Linked DNA regions of Mus musculus: all the other regions are linked to region 1. Evidence: chromatin loops called from intact Hi-C (ENCODE). Cell type or tissue: heart. All regions are shown on one strand. Region 1 overlaps Gm36359 (a long non-coding RNA gene). Region 2 holds the start of Crebbp (CREB binding protein). Region 3 overlaps Trap1 (TNF receptor-associated protein 1). Region 4 holds the start of Trap1 (TNF receptor-associated protein 1).

The links. Peaks named below come from ENCODE experiments on the same cell type or tissue, not always from the same donor. Only the 100,000 strongest peaks of a DNase experiment are listed, where the experiment ranks them.
Region 2: a loop joins it to region 1, with 3 times the contacts of the local background. A loop is called at or near these places in 10 of 42 quality-filtered maps.
Region 3: a loop joins it to region 1, with 2.8 times the contacts of the local background. A loop is called at or near these places in 8 of 42 quality-filtered maps.
Region 4: a loop joins it to region 1, with 4 times the contacts of the local background. A loop is called at or near these places in 8 of 42 quality-filtered maps.

The regions. Positions count from the first base shown.
Region 1 is chr16:4,267,113-4,269,612 of GRCm38, reverse strand. It overlaps Gm36359 (a long non-coding RNA gene), which reads left to right. Exons shown (of 4, transcript XR_875865.2): 3 at 980-1,139. Among named protein-coding and RNA genes, the nearest start is that of Gm36359, 16 kb to the left of the region's middle. In heart, a CTCF peak has its summit at 1,367; a DNase peak (open chromatin) is centred at 1,422; H3K4me3 peaks cover 937 bases; H3K27ac peaks cover 1,353 bases.
Region 2 is chr16:4,212,287-4,214,786 of GRCm38, reverse strand. Crebbp (CREB binding protein) reads left to right here and starts at 1,383. Exons shown (of 31, transcript NM_001025432.1): 1 at 1,383-1,648. The coding sequence starts at 1,564. In heart, a CTCF peak has its summit at 1,396; DNase peaks (open chromatin) are centred at 526 and 1,546; H3K4me3 peaks cover 2,500 bases; H3K27ac peaks cover 1,989 bases.
Region 3 is chr16:4,067,518-4,070,017 of GRCm38, reverse strand. It overlaps Trap1 (TNF receptor-associated protein 1), which reads left to right. Exons shown (of 18, transcript NM_026508.2): 2 at 997-1,161; 3 at 1,680-1,762. Among named protein-coding and RNA genes, the nearest start is that of Trap1, 9.0 kb to the left of the region's middle. In heart, a CTCF peak has its summit at 1,238 (motif pointing left); a DNase peak (open chromatin) is centred at 1,227.
Region 4 is chr16:4,076,787-4,079,286 of GRCm38, reverse strand. It overlaps Trap1 (TNF receptor-associated protein 1), which reads left to right and starts at 1,477. Exons shown (of 18, transcript NM_026508.2): 1 at 1,477-1,594. The coding sequence starts at 1,507. In heart, no CTCF peak of the experiment used is centred here; a DNase peak (open chromatin) is centred at 1,446; H3K4me3 peaks cover 1,522 bases; H3K27ac peaks cover 1,871 bases.

The DNA of each region.
Region 1 (2,500 bases):
GTAACGTTTGCCTCCGTGACTTTGGGAAACCTGTTGGACTTACTTATAAGCCTTCCTTTCCTTGAAGTTAGATGGTGGATCTCCTAAGGCAATGGGTCATTTCCTATTATTTGTTGGGTTTTCTTATTTCCAGCTTAACTTCTTGAAATAAAATGGGAAACGAGAAAAGGGAATCATTGGTAACAGAGGGAAGATCATTTTCATAAACCTAACTCCAGTTTCTCAAGAGGAAATAATTTAGTGTTCAGCTCTTGAGAAAACTCCTGACTTCAAAGTCTGCCTGTGCTGTTGTGTGTGTCGGAGGGTGTGGATATGGGTGGGTGGGGAGGGGCTCTGTAGTGATTTGTAATGTATTCTTTGTTTTAAATTTGTAATTAAAAAAATAAATCCCTCAAGATTGTGGAGATGGTTCAGTGGGCAGGTGCTTGCCATCAAGACATGAAGACTCGTAGTTTCGCTCCAGAACCCACTGGAAGTCACAACAGGTCTGTGAGATGGCAGCAGGAGGGTCCCTGGGACTTGCTGGCTAGCTGGGCTGGCTTATCTGGAGAGTTCTAGGTTCAAGTGAAAGACCCTGCCTCAATTTCTAAGGTGTAGCTCAGGGAAGAGGGCACCTCACACCAACCTCTGGCTTCCCAACACATATACATGTGCACATACACCCATACATATGTGTATTCACCCACAAGTGAGCACGAATACGCAAGCACGCCACGAACACAGAAATGTAAAGCACGGTATATGAACGTAGTTCTCAACAGAATGTGTTTCTTCTTGATTCCAGATGCTGCCATGTTTTTTGTTTTTTTGTTTTTTGTTTTTTTGTTTTTTGTTTTTTTAGATCCTGGATGTGAGACCCCTTCTGTCACACCATAGGAAATACTTTCTTTTCGATCTGTTTTGATGTCTTTCTTGTATGTAGAAACAATGTAATTTTCTTTTTTCTTCCCTTTCTTTTGCTTTTGTTTTTCGGTGACAGGATCACTAGTCAGCGATGTAATTTTCTTGCCAATCAACAGTGTGCAGAAGCACAGCGTGACGCAGTAAATGTCTAACAGCGATGCTCAGCTGACCTGGGACGAGAGGTAACCTGGACCAGTTGTAGGTACCACTGGAGCCCATCCACCGTCCTATGAAAGGTGAGACTAATCCCCACCATCAGTGAGGGAATGCTGTGCACTAGAGCGCGCCCTCGCGACTTCAAGCTCCAGGACCTCATGCTATGGGCCCTCTCCCTAAATCCACACTCCCTCTCGACCCAGCTCAGTGACCCGAGTGCCATTATCCTTTCCTCCAGGATCTCAGGCGGGGATCTCTGTCCTGTGGCCAAGGCTGGAGCAGGCTCCGTGCTCTCGGGCGCCACCTAGCTCTAGCCAGGTCGACCGCCTGCTGCTCTCGGACAGGCGGCCCCAACGCCCAGGCGCCCGAGTCGGCTTGGGGTGGGGCAGCCTTGGGTCCCACTGCCAGCGCTGGCAGCCATCGAGACTGCTCCTGCCTTAAGATCCCGGCGTCTCTCTTTGGGGTCCCAGAGGCGTGAGGTGTGCAGTGAAGGGCACTGGCGGGATAGGGGTGAGGCCCAGGTCCCGCTTCAATTCTTCCACATCCGCTTGTCCCAGAAACGGGAGGCGCCCTGCCACCGCGCAGGGCCAGCTTCGAAACCATCCCTGGAAGCAGTCCAGACGCCTGCAGTCTGTTAACCTTGGCAGGTCGCTAGGACCTCTGGGAACTTTTAAGAAGACAAGTATCTGGATCCCACCCCAGCTGATTGACTTGGGGGTAGTAGTGCAGAACGTGTATTTTTCACTCTCACCTAGTGAGTCCTAAGGCCCTCGGTGTGAAGAGCACCTAACTGTGAGCTGCAGGTCTCTTTTGTATCAAGCCCGTTTAACTTGGCTTGTACACACCCGAGTCCTTCCAAAGTCTTGGCTCTGCACTAAGGTTACCTAGAAACACAGGCCCTGGGTCTAGCCTGGGACTTTTGCCCTCACCCAGGAGGGGGAGTGGGGTCTCTTTGTTTTGCACTAGACTCTTGCAAAGTAACTACCGACCCCGACCGCTGTTCCCAGCCAGGTTAAGGAGGCACAAGACTAGAATCTGGATCCTCGAATTTCCTGTTCAGAAGGGGTTGCCAGGTCTAGCAAATAAAAGTGCAGCGTGTTCAGTTAAATGCTACTCTCAGATCAACCATGAGTTATCTTTTAGTTTATCTGAAATATTGTGCAGGGAAGCCTGTAAACGCAGCGCTCGGGACGTGTGGGAAGAGAGGAGATATGTGAGGCCAGCTTGAGCTACTGGAGACCCCCTATCTCAAAAAAGCAAAGAAAGGAAGGAAGGAAGGAAGGAAGAAAGAAAAGGAAAGGAAACTCAAATATGCAGACTATTATAGATCTGGAATTAAGACATAATGAGTGTCCTGTATTTTATCAGACACACTAAGCCCAGAGGATACTCCCAACCCTGCCACAGGGGATCCTAGCTGCCTATCAAAGGCAGATATGTG
Region 2 (2,500 bases), 55 kb after region 1:
CTTGGTACCTGGGCCCATCTCAGATCCAGGAGGTAGAGCTGACAGCCTCTCCCTTCAGGTGACAGCGTTGGACATTGGACCTGGCCCTATCGTTTTTGGGCTTGGGAGTGGGCGCTCAAGAGCCTTGCGGTGCCCTTGCAAACTTGGGAAGCACAAGGAAGGGGTGGACTCTCGGCCTGTCATTTTCTCCCTCAGTGATCTTAGAGAAAGTTGCTTTGCCCCTTCCTGCCTCAGTTTCCCCATCTGCACACAGACCCGAGGACCCTCTGTAACCTGCAGGCGCCACTTCGCCATTACTAGCATAGGGCGCGGGGAAGAGGCGCAGGTTGCGGTGGCGTCTTCTTAGTCCGATGTCACCCTGGAGGCTCGCAAGCAAGGAGCTGCGAAGAGCCAGAGCTGCCGGGGCGGGGCGGGACCGGACGGGCTGGGCCCGGATCAGCGCTGACTCCGAGCCTGGCGGGGGGGGGGGTCTAGGCTCGAGCCCAGGGCGCCCTCCCCGCGCGTGCCGCGTTACTGACAGCGTCAGAACAAAAGTGGCCGTCTGCTCTGCGCACTTGGCGTCCCGCAGGCCGGGCCTAGCACCGCAGCCCGTCGCCTCACGCATCGCCGCCGTGCCTTCGACCCTTCCACCCGAGCGCGCTCGGCTCTTTCCGCCGCGGCCGGCGCAGGTGGAGGGGCGGGGCGGGGGCCGTGCGTGGTGACGCCGCGGGGGGGGTGACGTACAAGCGTGCCCCGCCCCCTCCCCCTCCCCGTTCAGGCTCTGGAAAGAGAAGAAAAAAAACTTTCTTTTTTTTTTTAATTGAGGAATCAACAGCCGCCATCTTGTCGCGGATCCGACCGGGGCTTCGAGCGCGATCTACTCGGCCCCGCCGGTCCCGGGCCCCACAACCGCCCGCGCACCCCGCTCCGCCTGGCCGGCCCGCTCCGCCCGGCCCTCGGCGCCCGCCCCGGCGGCCCCGCTCGCCTCTCGTCTCGGCCTCCCGGAGCCCGGCGGCGGCGGCGGCGGCGGCGGCGGCACGGGGTGGGGGGGCCGCGGCGCGGCGGCGGCCCCGCTCGGCGCATTGTTTTTCCTCACGGCGGCGGCGGGCCGCGGGCGGGCGGCGGAGCCCAAAGCCCCCCGGTCGTCCGGCCGCGGGCGAATTCATTAAGTGGGGCGCGCGGGGGGGGGGGGTGGCGGCGAGGCGGCGGCGGTACCACCATGTTCCCGGGCGCCGCCTGAGCCGCGGGGCCGGGCGCCGTCGCTGCCAGCCGGGCCCGCGGAGGCGGCCGGGCCGCTTGGGTGCCCGGGCCGCGGAGTGTCGCGCTCGGGAGGCGGGCAGGGGATGAGGGGGCCGCGGCCGGCGGCGGCGGCGGCCGGGGGCGGGCGGTGAGCGCTGCGGGGCGCTGTTGCTGAGGCTGAGATTTGGCCGCCGCCTCCCCCACCCGGCCTGCGCCCTCCGCGGCCCGGCCCGCGCTCCTGCGCTCGCTCCTCGCTGGCTCGCCTGCTCGCAGCCGCCGGCCCGACCCCCGTCCGGGCCGCGTCGCGCCGCCCGCGCTCAGGGCTGTTTCCGCGAGCAGGTGAAGATGGCCGAGAACTTGCTGGACGGACCGCCCAACCCCAAACGAGCCAAACTCAGCTCGCCCGGCTTCTCCGCGAATGACAACACAGGTGAGGCTGGGTCTAGGCTCGCTGTCAGAGTTCGGGGCAGGGAGGGGGTTGAGGGTCGCAGTGGCCAGAGACTCTGTCCCGGGCCTTGGGATGCGCTTCCCTGGTCGGGAGGAAAAGTGAAGCGGGGGCGCGGTCTAGTGTCCGCACGCGTGGCCGGCCGGGATGACAGCGGAGGGGACCTTGGAGGTTTGGAGTAAGAGAATGCGACCAGAGGCAATGAGGGCTTTCAGGATCGGACCCCCCACTCTAGGCGGTGCAGTCGCGGACACAGCTGCTGCCTTCTTAGTTGCGACGAGTTGCGACGGAGAAGTTTCTTGGAATGTGTTGCTTGGGAAAACGCTTAGTGGTTATTTAGAAAGTCTTGATTTTTTTTTTTTTTTGATCACCTAGTATTTTTTTTTCTCCAAAACCCCAAACCTCATGTGCGAGTTGTCATCAAAGTTGCTGTGGTGTCTTTCATTTACATACGTAACCTTAAAAAGAAGCTAGCAGGCTTTTAAAAGTCCATTTGGGCTCCAGTCTGCCTTTGAGGTTGGAATGGTTTTACACTGGAGATGAAAAATTAAAAAATTAAGGACTTTGAATCTTTCAGGGAAAGAGAAAAGCAAGATAATCTTAAATCTTTTCCCCAACTCACAAAATAGCTTCCGTGCAAACTTTCTTAGGTGATCGGATCGGGTACCCAAGACTTCCCTGTTCATTCAGTAATTCAGAGTACTTCTGGACAGCTCTGATAACCTTGCCAATTATTCGTATTTCCCCTTTTAAGCTCTCCTTCGAAATATAAACTCGTATGCTGCTGTGAACAATGCCGGCTCAGCGCAGCTAGCACTTTTCCAGTACGTACTTGTA
Region 3 (2,500 bases), 200 kb after region 1:
CATGTATTTTGAGAAAAGTTTGGATGTAATTATGCCTCATTGTGCACAAGGGATTGTGTTGCATTGTGTTACAGCAGGAAATTTTTATCAAAATTGTACTATACTTAAATATGCCTACAATCAACCGCCCCGTGTCAGACTCTAGAAGTTTGAAAGCACCAGCTGTGGAGTTGTGTTGAGGGGAGTTCCTTCTTGCCTCGTGAATTGTTACTCTGCTGGCCCTGGTGTTTATAAGAGACCTGCTCAGAGACATGTATGCTCATTACTTAAAATAATAAAAAATGAATTATGTATATATGTGTGTGTGTGGGTGGGTGCCATGTGTGGAGGTCAGATGACAACAGGAGTTGGCTCTCCTTCCATAGTGTGGGTTCGGGGGATTCAACTCAGATCATCAGGTTTGGTTGCACCCCTCTTTACCTGCTGAGCAACCTCACTGGCCCAGATATATTTGTTTTTAAAATTACTCATTTCTGGATATTCTTTATTCCTTCACATGTATTATAAGTTAAGGGTGGCTGGGCAGTAGTGGTGCACACCTTTAATCCCAGCACTTGGGAGGCAGAGGCAATACCAGTGCCCTGTGTGCTAGCCCTTGGGGCTGAGGAGTGGTATTGGAAGTATGGACTCTGCAGAGTTTTTGTGGCAGTGAAGGCTTAGGCTGATCCCCCCACCAAGTGGAGACACCTCACACCTAGTTCTGTGCCAGAGGTTTCAAGACCCACCAGGCTTGCCAGGAAGTTACAGAAGCAGTTCTGAGTCCCTTCCTGGCTAGACATGGATCAGGTAAAGTACCTTTTGGTAAAGTACATTTATTTGGCATTCTGTATATAAGGGAAAGCTACTGAGACTACCTGCTACAGCTGCTGTGCCTTCATCCTCACAAGCATGGGCTGGACAGATCCACTGTAGTCTCTGCCAGACATCTAGACACAATGTAAGTGAGCTAGGACATCTGCCTTAATTCTTACCCATTTTTCATGATTGTCTTTTCAGGAAAGCCAGTTCTGCACCTTCAGAAGACTACAGTCCAGTTTAGGGGCCCCACACAAAGTCTGGCTTCAGGGATCTCTGCAGGACAGTTATACAGCACACAGGCAGCCGAGGACAAGGAGGAGGAGAGCCTGCACTCCATCATCAGCAACACTGAGGCAGTGCGGGGTAAGCCTGGAGACCATGCCATCTGCAACCCTTGGCTTTTACCTACTGCGCTTGCCCCCTCTGGTGGTCACCCGAGAAGCTGCCAACTAAAAGGGAATGCTGACCCAACTGATGTGGGACAGGAAGGCCATCTCCAGGCCCGGGGCTGCACTTCTGACTTTTGACGGAGTCGGACAGACTATTGATGCTGAGAAGTGAGGCTTCCTTACAGTCGGTTTTTTGAGTAATGCTTGTGAAAAATGTACTGTGCACTGTTAATGCCAGCCTGAGTCTCCCACACACATATTGTGGGGACTCTGCCTCCACAGTTTGTTGGAGCCTTGAGGGATATCCCACACCCCTCTATGGCTGCAGAGTTGCTTCGTGCCCTTTAGTTTGAGAGATACTATTTAAATGTCTACTTCTCTTAGTCATTCCTCTGTGTTTAAAAGTCAGAACCTTAAACATTTCAGAAGGCATGTTCTCCCACAAAAAATGGAAATGCAATTTTATTGATTGTGTCTTTGATTCATTACCAGGTTCTGTCTCCAAACATGAGTTCCAGGCAGAGACAAAGAAACTTTTGGACATCGTAGCCCGTTCTCTGTACTCAGAAAAAGAGGTAGGATGTATGGCCATTGCTCTCCGGGCCAGTCAGGGGGTCTGGCAAGGCTGCCCCCATCCCTTCCTGGGGAAGCCTAATCCAGCTCCTCTGCTTGCTGTTAAGAGGAATTGTGCTCATCCAGGCCCTCCCCAATACTGACATAGAGATCTACTTTTGATCTGTTTCAGCTGGACTATTGATGTGCTTTGAAGCTCTTGTGTTTATCTACGTTAGCAGAACTTGCGGTCCTGTACCTGTGTTAGAGAGGAATACAAAACCTTTCTGTTTTGTTTTTTTCGAGATAGGGTCTCGTGTTGTTTTGTAGCCAAGGATGACCTTGCACTTAAAGCTGTTTCTTTTTCTTTTTCTTTTTTTTGGTTTTTTGAGGCAGGGTTTCTCTGTGTAGCCCTGGCTGTCCTGGAACTCAGAAATCCGCTTGCCTCTGCCTCCCGAGTGCTGGGATTAAAGGCGTGTGCCACCATGCCCGGCTCTTAAAGCTGTTTCTTACATCTGTGTGTGCGTTGTGTGCATGCTCGAGGATGCTCATAGAGCAGTCAGTGCGTCCTCTCCTCCTCCTTCCATGTGATTGAACACAGGTCATCAGACTGGACAGAAGTACCTTCACCTGCTTGGTGCTCTTGCTGGCCTGTCTGTGAGCTTTTTTCTTCTTTCTTAATACTGTCTAGGGCTTTCATTTCTTTTAGCACTTTAAGGCACGAATCCATAGTGAGTGGGCTCTGGCAGCTCAGACCCCTC
Region 4 (2,500 bases), 190 kb after region 1:
CACGCCCGGCTGAGTATGTCATTTCTGACTGAAGAGATGATTCCAGAATGGAGAATTAAAAGAATGAAACCTCGAGGATTAGTATCAAGAGAAGCTATTCTGTGTGATGACTGGGACTCAGGCAGATTAGAGGAGGTAATACAGAACCTGGGGGCAGAAGCTAGAACTGTGAGGATCTAAGGGTGACCATGGAAAAAGACACTAGGGAGCAGGGGTGGGGCTGGTTGTGGAGGATGTGGGCCCAGCAGGAGCAGAACTGGCTGGGGGTTAGGGGTAGGAATTGTGAGGTGTTCAGGTGCTCTCTCCACCTTATATTGAAACATGGCCTTTTACTGAACATGGGACATCAGAATCAGATTGGTTGGCTAGCAAAACCCAAGGATTCTCTTGTTTCTGTCTCCCCAGCACTGAGATCACAGGCACACAGTGCTCTGTCAATTTCTTGGGGTTATCAGGGCAACAGGCACTTTAAATACAGAGCCTGTATTAAAGTTTGGCCTCATATCTGCCCATTCTTATCTATTTTCCATCTATAAAGTCAATGTGGGAGCAATCCTTGTCAACCTAGAACAGTAACTAAACATTCCCTATACCAAAACTTCAAGTCTATTCTGGATCCAGGAATTAACTGCTCTTGCTACTAGTGTCTGCTAACAAGCTAGATAATCGCTCTAATGTTTTAGTAAAATCTGATCATAGGAAAATGTATCTGGTGTGTGTCAGAATCAAGCGAGAACCTGTCAGAAAGGTCCTCGCTGGGCCTTACTCTGAGGTTAGGACCGGGACAAGCGACCTGCTCTGGAGGCGGCTGGAGTTTGGATTAAACTTTAGAGGGCCGGGCGTGGTGGTGCAAGCCTTTAATCCCAGCACTTGGGAGGCAGAGGCAGGTGGATTTCTGAGTTCGAGGCCAGCCTGGTCTACAAAGTGAGTTCCAGGACAGCCAGGGCTATACAGAGAAACCCTGTCTCGAAAAACAAAAACAAAAAAACAAAAAAACAAAAAAAAAAAAAAAAAAAAAAACTTTAGAGACAAGGTTTGTGGCCTGGATCCCCAAACAAGCTTCCAGTAGGGAGAAAGTCACAATAAACGGGTAAGTCCAAAGGTGTTGGTTACTGAGCTCACGTTTTGGCGAATAACAGTCAAACCTAAAATTTGTCAAAGTGTAGGTTTTGGCATTGCTGTAAGAGTTTTTCAGTGGATCCACACTCCAGCTGGGTAGTGCCATCTCGAGAATGGGATGCTCCCGCCTAGGGACCGCCAGCACCGCGGGCCGGGGACACTATAACCCTCACACGCACAATGCAAGGGATCAGCGACCTTGTCACTGAGATCCAAGGTCAAAAAGTACAGTCTTCAGGGCCCCCGCGCTGCGGTTTGCTGCGTTCCCGTTCTCGCACAGGCAACGCCTTGGACAGCCCGTCGCGCGCCATGACGTCACTGAGCCGCCCCCGCGGAAGGCCCCCTCATCACTCTGTTAGGCTGTTAGCCACACTTGGGAAAGGAAGCATGGCGTGCGAGCTGCGAGCTGTGTTGCTGTGGGGCCGCGGGCTGCAGACTGTACTGCGGGCCCCCGCGCTGGCTGGAGTTCGGCGAGGTGAGCGCGGCACGAGAGCGCAGAGGCGGCGTCTGAGGCTGTGTGCACACTCTTAGACCGGCGGGAGGCCGCACTGCGCCGGAGCTGCTAAGTGGGGCGGGGAGTAGGACCTTGTGGTCGCTTTTGGGGAGCCGAGTCACGGGCAGCCACAGCCTGCTCTCGTCAGTCCCTGGTAGTCCTGATTGCAGACGCTCCCGCGCTTGGGTTGACAAGTTCGTTGCACGCGGCTGTTCACAAGCTCAGCTCTCGCAGAAGTCAAGCCCTGGGGTAACTACGGTGAGCAAAACCAACGGTTACCCAGGACTTCAGGGAGCCAGTGAACTCCGCGTGTTTGATCCCTGGAATTGAAAGAGAAAGGAAAGGAGAGAGAATAACCTTAATCTATACTTTCCCACCCCGCACTCATGTAACAGTGAAGATGTTAGCGTTACATACACTTAAATTATACGTATTTACAGCTATTTTTACATAAAAGGGCTCAAGTCAAGAATTAACTGCGAAAGAATATTAAAGCTTCTGGCATTCATTACATTTATGTTTCGCATAAACATAGCTTCCCAATGGCTTTCCGAAGTTTTGTCGCTCTCATCCTCCACTAAATGTTCTCTTGGCCACAAATATCGTTACAGTGTTTAACAGATTTGAGTGAGCGATTGCTTAAATCTTTAGGAACATGTTTTCGGTTTCAGAATTTGCCCTTTTATTTCTGTATTAGCTAATCTGCCAAACTTCACCTCAGTTTTTTATTGGGTGTGGGGAGGGTGACAGGGTTTCACCATATATGTTCCGCCTGGCCAGGGTGGTCACAAACTCACAGAGATTCATCTGCCTCTGCTCCCCAGAGTGGTAGGATTAAAGTGTGCCACAGTGCCTGGTGCTCAAAATACTTTTGTCTGTATATGTGTC